Linked DNA regions of Homo sapiens: region 2 is linked to region 1. A link is a loop called in an ENCODE intact Hi-C map of the cell type or tissue named here. Cell type or tissue: Caco-2. All regions are shown on one strand. Links, peaks and the distances in the headings refer to the core of each region. The heading gives the core; the rest is flanking DNA.

Region 1 (6,382 bases), core at 2,399-4,898:
GAAAAATTAAGTTCATCTTGCCACAATCAATAGGGGTGCGTTCTGACACAACCACCTACCCCATCAAGGTCATCATTCCCCAGACAAGTTTCCAGGGCCCAGGAACCAGACCTTGGAGTCAGAGGCTTGCTTAGGATTTCACATTTCCCCCACGTCCTCTGGAAGCAAGCTCACTAGTGCCTAGAAAATGACAAATCTAACTGATCACACATAGACTGGCCCTTTATGTGAGGGCATTTGCTTCTGTGAGATTTAGATGAGCCCAGTTGGAGTTGTTCGCCCATGGTTTCTCCTACTTCTTCCAGATGTGGCCTTGGCCTCAGCCATGCCTTGCTACTGCCACTTCATCTTTGCTGTCTCTTTGGGGGTTCTTGGTTTCTACCACCGTGCTGCCGTGGAGCTGCTCCTCACTCCCGTCAGGAAAATGCTGAAACCCTTAGCAGTGTTTCTCATTAAGTTTCACTCTCAAAGACAGAAAAACTCATCCCTAAGTTTTACACCCAGGAAGCTTAGCTGAGTGGAATTTTATCCCATCTTTCTGAGCACCCTGTCTTCTCATGATGCAAAAGGCCTAAGTACCACTCTAGAAGCATCCTGGCCATCTCTGCAGAAGCCTAGTTAGCAGTAGCTAGCTCAGTATTACATAGGTGTATGCATTCTACAAATATGATTCACCTAAATTTCCTATCTGGGAAGGTGTGGGATACAATGAGTAAAAAAAAAAATAGGCTTTAGGTTAAAATGACTAGTTAAATTCCTCTTCCCTTGCATTCCTTTTTTGACAAGTCATTGTTAAGAGCCTACTATGTGCTCTGCAGCTGTGATCTTAAGTAAATTTTTTGCACATCAGTTTTTTAATCTACAAAATGAAATAATAATTGCTACCTTGTAGCATTCTCAGAATTAAATGGCCTAATGTATGCAAAGACCTTGGAATATATAGTAGCTACTCAATAAATGGTAACTAGTATTATTTTCAGGTTAATGGAGAGTGACAGCAAATAGACCTGTAGTACTTTGTGATGGACATGACATTTTATCAGCACTGCCCTTTATGCCATTTTAGTGAGGTCTTCTTTTGTCAGGTTCCCTCAAACACTCCTCCTTCATTCATTCAATATGCAGAGTTTATGTGAGTGTCAACTCTGTCCTAGGCACAGCACCAGGCCCAAGGAATACAAGAGTGAACAAAAAATGCATAGTTCCTGAAAGCAGGAGGCTTATAATGATAAAGAGAAAGACAGATATTGAGCAAGTGATTTTATATATATGGTATATGCGCCGTGCAGAGGTATAAGTTACCTGAGAGCCTGTATTATAAAACCTGAGTGTGGGTGTCAAGTGGTACCTTTAGTCTGATAAAATCTGCTTAAGAAAATATCTACAGTCTGCAAATTACACAGTAATATTGGTATGAGTTGAAGTCTAGCTAAGCTATCAGCATTCCTGCAGTAGACTCAGCTTTCTGGATATTCCCACGACTTGTGTACATTCTGTCCCACATGACACTGATAGGAAAGGCATGTCCTGTCACTCCTGGGAATATATGTGTTGTTGTTTCATGAGATTTGGCTTCCCCAAAAGAAATGAGAAAGACCTAACATGGCCTTTCGTTATGAGAACATTCTTTCTGCGATCATTCCTGGCAAAATAATTTCATTTCTGCAAAAGCTTCCTAATGCATACTACTTTAACCCAGTTAGAGTGAAGGTGGCAGATTGGAAAATTGGCTGTGGTTTTCAACGTGAGCAATCAAAACAAATAAGGATGACTCTAGACTTCTAATGTCTCCCATGACCATTATATGTGAAATACAGGTTGGGTTTTTTTCTTACTGTTTTTCTTTTCTTTTCCTCTTCTTCTTCTTTTTCCTCTTCCAGTACTGTTATCTCTCTTTCTCACCCTTTTTAGTGTTACTTTAGTACTGTTCGAAAGAATTGAGAAGCCAAAATTCCTTGTATTCAGAAATAGCATTGCACAGACAGAGGCAGTGGGCCTCTACTGCCCAGACTTTATACTTTCTGGAAAATCCATTGCAAATTTTCACTGACCAGAATAGTGACATGACCTCTGAGGATAATTTCCTCTAGCCATCCAATTAGAGACTCAGACCTCTCCAAGGAGAATTAGGAAACAATCAGCAGGGAGTAATTGTAGGATGGTAGCTGTGAAATAGCTCTCTACTTAGTAAATGTGATGAATAGGCAGAATGTAAATCTCCTGAGCCAAAAGAAAATCATAAGTGGATAAAGCAGCTTACACACTAACTATGGTTTTTAGTGATGGCTTATATGGCTTAAGATCCTCCGAGATCTGCAAGAAGCAGAGCTTACTAGAGGTGCCAAAAAGGATTACTTTTTGCACACTGTAATCTCTACTTGTTTACAGATTCAAATAGATCTTTTTGACAGCCCAAGACAAGGAGTTCATAGAATAGAAAAACCTGGATGGCAAAAAAAACAAAAATATCATTAACATTTTGAAAAAAATAACTTTTAATTATAAAACTAATATACTTGAAAAGATTATTTAAGAAAATTTGAAATGTAATGAAGAATATTTTTAAAATACTGATGAAGAAAAACAGTATGTATGCATATAATATTAAATTGTTACATGTTTAAAGGCCTCTCCCAACATGTTTTCTGATTGCATAATGTTCCTTTGTACAGAAGTAATATAATTTAACCAGACAACCTTCTGCTGATAGACATTCAATTATTATTTTTGTCCATAATTAATGTTGCAATAACTGCTGCTTCAGCTGACTTTAGCTGTATCATTGCATAGTTAAGATTATTTCCTATGATATCCTTCTAAAAATTGAATTGCTCAGTCAAAATTTACATATTTGAATGGTTCTTGAGTAATTACTGCCAAATTTCCCTTCAGAAGGGGTACTTCTGTTCACTCCAAACAGCGTGATTGATGAGAAACCATATTTTCTGGGGACATGTTCTAAACAAAAATACAAAAATCTTAATTTTATTTCTTATTTCCTTTGCACAAACGTAAACCAACTATTGCTCATTTTCCCCCTACTTGGTCTCCTATCTTCCTCTCAGCATGCTGCTTGAAATTCTTCCCATCTCCATCTCCATGTGTGGTCTAATGGAGCTGGCCCTTTTTTCTGCAAATGCTTTTTTCTTTATCAGAGAGGAATGCAATGTTTCATCTGACCCTGACTTGACAGATCTGAGGTTTAGCAATAAATTCCTCTTATCTTCCTTATCAGATCTGAAGGTCAAAGGTATGGTTCCAAATCTAAGTGCTATTTTTGACAAAGAAAGCCAAACACTCCCTTTTCATCTGAAACATCACAAACCTTCATTGTTTTCTCTTACTAAATGCACTTCTGGGAACCCTCGATTTGTTATAGCCTCCTTTGGGTTCTGTATAATGACCTGCCACTATGTGATAAGGGAAAGATTGATTTTGCTTTCTTCTTGTAAAAGAAAACACAACTTCCTTATTTGAAAGAATATCCATTCCAAAAAGCTATGTACTGTGTTGTGACCCAGCACCAGCCCTCTTTGACCCCGGCACCAATTAGCAGAAAGTACTCTACTGTCCTGACCCCCTGTCCTCCACCCCAGCAATAAACACACCACTTCAGGTAACATAGATGGAGATCTGTGCTGTCCTACACAGTAGCCACTAGCCACATGTGGCTATTTAAGTTCAAATTAATTAACCGTAACTAAAATTGAAAATTCAGTTTCTCAGTTACATTAGTTATATTTCAAGTGATCCGTCAGTTTAAGTCTAATATGCAGCTACAGAGCAGTACATATTATAGAACATTTTCATGGTCAGAAAAATTCTATTGGACACCATTCATCTAGAGATTCATTTTTGGTGATTTCCAGAAAAGGGCTGAGGGCAAATTTAGAAACAGATTTCTTTCTCCAAGTTTGTGCTTTTTCTTTCAAAGTACCTTACCCTCTCAATCCCAACATAGAAATCTCTGGTTCATGTACTGGTCTGATAAGGAATATTTACAATCACGTGCAGTGAAGAGTTAGGGATCAGAAAACAATTCCCCAAAATGAAAGCCTCAGCAGCAGTCTCACAAGCAAAAGTTCTTCTCTGACCTTTTCCTGTCCTCTCGTCTCTCGGGCCCATTCTCCCCAGAGGCTAGCCATAGAAACGAGAATCATTCTTCCTGAAAGTGGGTCATAAAAACCAGAACCCTTTTCTCAAAAGCCAGAAATAAAACCTAAAAATATTCTCTGTAAAAACTGGCCATAAAGAAATTATCTGACCTATCTTGTTTGATTGTAGGTCATAATGCCCCCATTCCAGACAGGGTCATGCTGACACCCAGAAGGAAGGAATGCATGCTCAGAGACACCAAGAAGAATCTGGAAAGAGGACTTGCCCGGTTCCTCACTCAGTCTATTAACATTAGATCATACTCTTTTTGTCCAATCATATTTCTACACAGCTATCCATATTTTGTTGAATACAACCAGAAAAATGAACAATTTTCCCCAGTATCTATCTTCATTCTGAAGGCTCCCGTGTATACACGCCAAATAAATATTTGTGCCTTTTCTCCTATTAACCTGCCTTTTGCAAGTTGGTTTTTTAGTGAACCTTTCCCCTTGGCCCCCACAGAAGGAATTTGATTGTAACAACCTACAGGAATAAGATACAGGAGACAAATTTACCTCATCAGCAACACAGCCATCGTAGACCAGTTTTGCTGACCTGATCTCCTCTACCTTACTTTCTCTATCTTTACAGCGAGCCACCAGTCCTAGAGGAAGGCTCTGGGCAAGGATACAGTGGTGCTTCCAACAAATAAAAGTGTCTGCCTTGATGAAGCCATGCATTCTAGTATAGGGGAGAAAAAATGTTATTTTTTCTTCACCCATTGCAAGATTGCAAGCTGAGGCTCCGGTAACAAAAGACACATTAACAAAAGTATACAAATGCATTTAACAAAAGTTTGGTTTTTTTCCTGAGACGGAGTCTCGCTCTGTCACCAAGGCTGGAGTGCAATGGCGCAATCTCAGCTCACTGCAACTGCTGACACCCAGGTTCAAGTGATTCTCCTGCCTCAGACTCCCGAGTAGCTGGGATTACAGGCACGTTCCACTATACACAGCTAATTTTTGTATTTTTAGTAGGGATGGAGTTTCACCATGTTGATCAGGCTGGTCTCTAACTCCTGACCCCAGGTGATCCACCTGCCTCAGCTTCCCAAACTGCTGGGATTACAGGTGTGAGCCACCGTGCCAGGCCTGTTTTATGAGAAGATCTATGTATTTTCATGGACAGTCATGCAGAAGTATGATTGGAGGACAGGAGTTTTAACTAATGGTAATAAACTTGGGGAGGGCGACTTAGCCACGCTTGTGTTTACAGATTCTTGTCTATATCCCTGTGTCTTCAGAGATAAAGGTGGTAATGAGGGTCTTATCATCTCCTTCAGGGGAGAAGGGCAGAAGCATATCAGAGAGTGACCTTCATGCTTCTGTGGTTTTTCTCAATTTCCTTCAGCTTAAACTGCTCAGTATGCCAAGGAGCTATAATTTGGAGTAATGTCTTCTGAGGCATGTCATATGAAACTAGTAAATACCATGATCTATGATTTTATAGTTTTCTTAAATAGAGCAAGCCTATTTTTGTGTATTTTTTAATATTTGATTTCTGTTTCAATATCACCATGACATTCAACAGAGTGAGCCTCTTACAATCCTCTAATGTATAATAACCTGTTTTCACTTAGGACTCTAAAGTTCTCTCCATTTCACAGTCACTCAGCTTGGATAAGTTTTTATCTTCCATTCATTAAAAATTCCCTTATTCTCACTTAATACTTGCCTTAACATGCTGCTTTGGACAAATAACTATCCTTAACTAGGTTGAGAGAATCAGAATTATCCCGCTCAGACAATAAGAAAGAAATTGTCCTTCCTGGAAGATCTGCTTTAAATGAATTAAGATTTTAAGCTAAATTTACAATGACCAGAATATCATTGTACAGTCCATCTTGCTAGAGATACGATGTACATGGATCAAGTACTTCAAAGGCAAGCTTCTGGAAAAAACCTTCAATGGTGTATATGTTCTATCCGAATGTATAAAACACAACCTATCAACAGACATTAATTAACTAGAGGGGATGGAAATGTGATGTCATGGGAAAGTGGATTCTATGTAGTGTTTTAGTATTTACTCAATGAAAATCCTTTAGGCCACAACAATTTGTTCTTTGTGGATGGACATAAGTGGACTTATTTTAGATGCTACTGTGATTCTGGATCTGGCTGCTTGATGGGGTCAGAAGGAAGTGGTTTGTGTGGCTCTTTTCCCTACCAAGGGACTTTCAGTTGAAAGAGGTGAACACGTGGGAATCTATTCAAAAATAATA
Region 2 (4,356 bases), core at 1,018-3,517, 240 kb before region 1:
TTTTTCTTAATCTTTAAACATTTTTGCTTTTCTCATTTTACAATTGATCTACTTCCAGATGTTTTAGAACGCCTATTTTTAATTGACTGTGAAAGGCTTCTTTCTGTTAAAACCAAGCTTCTTCCTAACCACTGCTACCTGAACAGCTCATTGTATGAGAGCATGTACAGTCGAGCAGATTAGGCAGTGGTGAAGTGCATGAGCTCAGAATCAAAATGCCTAAGGTAGAATCCAGGCTCTAAATTTTCCTGTCTACATGAACTTTAGTGACTTAATTTCTTTGGACCAAGTTATCTCATCTCTAAAATGGGTACATGTTTATGAAGATTATTGTTGGCATTTAATGTGATATTTTTAAAGCTCCTTATACTTGGAACATATTAGACATTCATTTACTGCTTCATCCTGTTCTTTCCATGGAGGAAGAAACCATCTTATTCCTTCACTTGAATCTCATAATTTATAAATTTAGCCATGATGAATGATGTGTGCTAGTAGGATTACAGACCTCATCTGGAAATTTGAGAGAAAGAATGGGTTTGGTAATTTGGTCAAAGGTGCATTTTGAGCTGTGACTAAGAGCTGAGATAGTAATCAGTTTATTCCTATGTGTTTTTATTAACAAAAGTCCCTTACTGATGACTGTCTAAATCATAGTCATATGATTAAAAATTGGCTGTGTACATGGGAAATTCCCAAATTTAAGCTAAGGTACATAATTAATTCAATTAATCACATGATTAATTGAATTATGTACCTCTGCTTAAATGTGGGAATCATATATGTATATCTATATACATATGATTACTAAGTAATCATTACTTAATAAGTAATCATATATATGTATGTAATCGTATATATAGTATATAATTAATCTAATTAGTAAGTAATCATATATATGTGATTGCTTACTAATTAGATTAATTACTTACTGTTGGCTTCAACAACACAAACATTATTTTATAGTTCTATAGGGCACAAGTCTGACACAGGTCTCACCTAGCTAAAATCAGCGTGGGCGTCATGAGGCCTTCATTCTTTGCTGAAAGTTCTAGGTGATAACATGCTTTCTTGCCTTTTCCAGCTTTGAGGCCACTCTCATTCCTCTGTTCAGAACCTTCTTCTTCCATCATCAAAGCCAATAATAGTTCATCTTTCTAATTCTACTTCTATCATCACATATCTTTTACTGACTCTTCCTCCCTCTTCTACTTTTAAGGACTCTTTTGTGATTATGTCAGGCCCACTGGATAATCCATGGTAATTTCTCTATTTTAATGTCATCTGATTAGCAATCTTAATTCCATCTGCACCCTTAATTCATCATTGCCATGTGTATTAGTCAAGGTTCTCTAGAGGGACAGAACTAATAGGATAGATGTATGTATAAAGGGGAGTTTATTAAGGAGTATTGACTCACAGGATCACAAGGTAAAGTCCCACAATAGGGCGTCTGCAAGCTGAGCAGCAAGGAGACAGTCCAAGTCCCAAAGCTGAAGGACTTGGAGTCCAATGTTCAAGGGCAGGAAGCATTCAGCATGAGAGAAATACGTAGGCCAGAAGACTAAACCAGTCTAATCTTTCCATGTTCTTCTGCCTGGTTTTATTATGGCTGTGCTGGAATAGATTAGATTGTGTCCACCCAGCTTGAGGGTGGGTCCGCCCTTCCCAGTCCACTGACTCAAATGTTAATCTCCTTTGGCAACACTCTCAAAGATACACCCAAGAACAATACTTTGCATCCTTCAATTCAATCAAGTTGACACTCAATATTAAACGTCATACCATGAGACCTAACATATTCACATTTTTCAGGGATTGGGATGTGGACATCTTGGGAGGTGGGGGTTATTCTTCCTACAAGAAGGGAAAATTTAAATGCTAAAACCTGCCTGGAAATATAGCCCCAATCTTACTTCTGCATACTTGTCTTTGAGGATTTGAAAAAAAAAAACCATATAAATTATGTAAGCAAAATCTAGGGAGGAAAAAGAACTTTCACAAATGAGACCTCTGGCCTGTAAAGGATTTTTACTGGGACTTAAGATATAGATTCCTGAAGACAGGAATCTAGTGTAGGACTGAATGATATTTCTATATTTAAGAAGCAGTAGAGCCCTTGGCTTGAGAAGACTAAGAAGCTATCCTGAGAAATAAGCAGTTTTTATAAAGATGACTGCAGTCCTCTCACTGCATAACCTGCCCTCAGACACAGATACCCACATATCATCTCTTACAAAACTCAAGAAGTTATAATATTTAATTTCTCTTTAGACCTCTAGCACCAAGTTTAAAATTGCACAGACCACATTTTTGTGCAAGAGTTTGATACAGTGCATAATTCCTACCCTAGGAATTAAGAGAACTGCATCTAATATTGGTTAAGCTATTTGATGTCCTAGATGAGCTCTCATGCATCTTTTAGCTCCAATATCTCATCATAGTCACAGCAAACATTTATTGAATTACTGACAATTTATTTATATTGTCATTTAATCCTTACAGCAAGAGTGTGAGTTCTGAATTGTGATTATCTTTGTTTTTCAGATGAGAAAAACTGAAACTTAGGTTAAATAAGTCACTAAGAACATTGAGCTAAATAAGTGCGGGAGTCATAATTCAAACCCGTAGCTGCCCTACTCTAAAGCCTGAGATCTTATCTGTGGCCAAGCTGTCCCATGGGTTGATAACTACTTGAAATAACATGGAAAAAAACAATAATTACTTTTTAAATTTTTTAGCTGACACATTATAGTACATGTTTATAGGATACAGAGTAATATTTTGATAAGTGTTTACAATGCATAATGATTAAATTAGGATAATTAGCATAACTATCACCTCAAACATTTATCATTTCTTTGTGTGAGGAACATTCAAACTCTGCTCTTCTAGCTTTCTGAAAATACACAATAAATTATCATTAACCCTATTCACCCCAAGTGCTACAGAACACCAGAATTTATTCCTCCTATCTAGCTGAAATTTTGTATCTGTTAACTTCTCTACATTGTCTCCTCCCCCTTACCCTTCCTAGCCTTTAATACCCACAATTCTACTCTCTACTTTTATGAGCACAAATTTTATTTTTTTAAAGACCCATTAATTTCTGAATATTACTAGCCTCGATGAGAGGATTTCTTCTGCAAGAAAATGGTGAAGAGAGCAGTGGGGAGCAAAGTGGAATTACAGCAAGGGAGATTCGTTTTCTCTTTGTAGATATAATGCCCTCAGGTTGAACTTTTGCTATTCTGGAGTTGTTTTTATACTCAGGATAATAAAAAGGAAGGATATTATTTCTAACGTGTTTATTTGGAGTGTCTGTATTTCTAACTATATTAGTATCTCTGTCTCTAGCTCTGAAATGAACATGAGTATATGGGACAAACTTGTGGCAAGTGGAAGCTTCCAAGTGAAAAAAAAAATTGTCTGTTGCCTCTGTGAGGCTAAAAAACATTTTGTATAAGCATGTCTCTAATGCATATAATAATTTACTGGGAATATAGGCTTGCTTTTAGGAATTTACTTTATAAACAATTTGGAGGAATGCATATCTTTCTGGTAAATTCAGAGAAAGACGAATGGAATAATTGAAGAATGATGACATTCCTTGGGTATAGTTTTTATTTCATTAAACTATACCTTCGATATAGTTTAATAATCAGTAATACTAGTCAAAAACACTAGCTAGAAACTCTGCTTCTGTTCCTTTGTCAATATAATTATTATACAAGGATGAGATACTATGTTATAAATATTTACTCTTCTTCCTATGGACGCTTAATGTGGGGAAAGATCCAAAGAAACTTCAAGAAATTCTTATCTAGTAGTTTTTCTGTAGCCTTTTCTTAAAAAAAAAAATCAACATGCTCATCTGCACTAGTGATTTGATATTTAAAAATAAAAAGTATTCGGGCTGGCATGCTACTATCCTTCAGTCTTTTAAATAACTTTATTAATCATCTTATCCTTTTCTCTATGGAAGCACCAAAACAGTAAACATATTTTACAAAAGAAATATAATCAGTAAAGACAAATGACTTAGTAGTTTTCCCAAAAGGATAAACTGGAGCGGTGCCTCAAGAATTACATTTCTATTTTTCCAATTACAAACAGCAACATTAATATTACCCTTTTAAATGTGCCAATAAAAGTCATATCTAGCACAATTGAATGAGATATTCTACTCATTTCAATACTTCTTTTTACTATCTCTTTCTTTGTCTCTCTGCTATATATCAAAAAGCATTTTCCCCAGAAAATGTAATTCTGTGGATCAGGAATCTGATGCCTTCCCAATTTTTTAAAAATAAGTCTGTCTTTTTTGGGGGTAGGGGGATTTTAGAATATTCCACT

The links. Peaks named below come from ENCODE experiments on the same cell type or tissue, not always from the same donor. Only the 100,000 strongest peaks of a DNase experiment are listed, where the experiment ranks them.
Region 2: it touches region 1 in a loop (2.4-fold over the local background); 2 of 110 quality-filtered maps call a loop at or near these places.

What each region holds. Positions count from the first base shown.
Region 1 is chr11:106,459,218-106,465,599 of GRCh38, reverse strand. No RefSeq gene overlaps it. Among named protein-coding and RNA genes, the nearest start is that of LINC02719, 330 kb to the right of the region's middle. RefSeq lists an enhancer at 2,865-4,064. In Caco-2, for the core only: no CTCF peak of the experiment used is centred there; DNase peaks (open chromatin) are centred at 3,109 and 3,549.
Region 2 is chr11:106,700,301-106,704,656 of GRCh38, reverse strand. The region is part of intron 7 of GUCY1A2 (guanylate cyclase 1 soluble subunit alpha 2); the gene reads left to right. Among named protein-coding and RNA genes, the nearest start is that of GUCY1A2, 320 kb to the left of the region's middle. In Caco-2, for the core only: no CTCF peak of the experiment used is centred there; no DNase peak of the experiment used is centred there.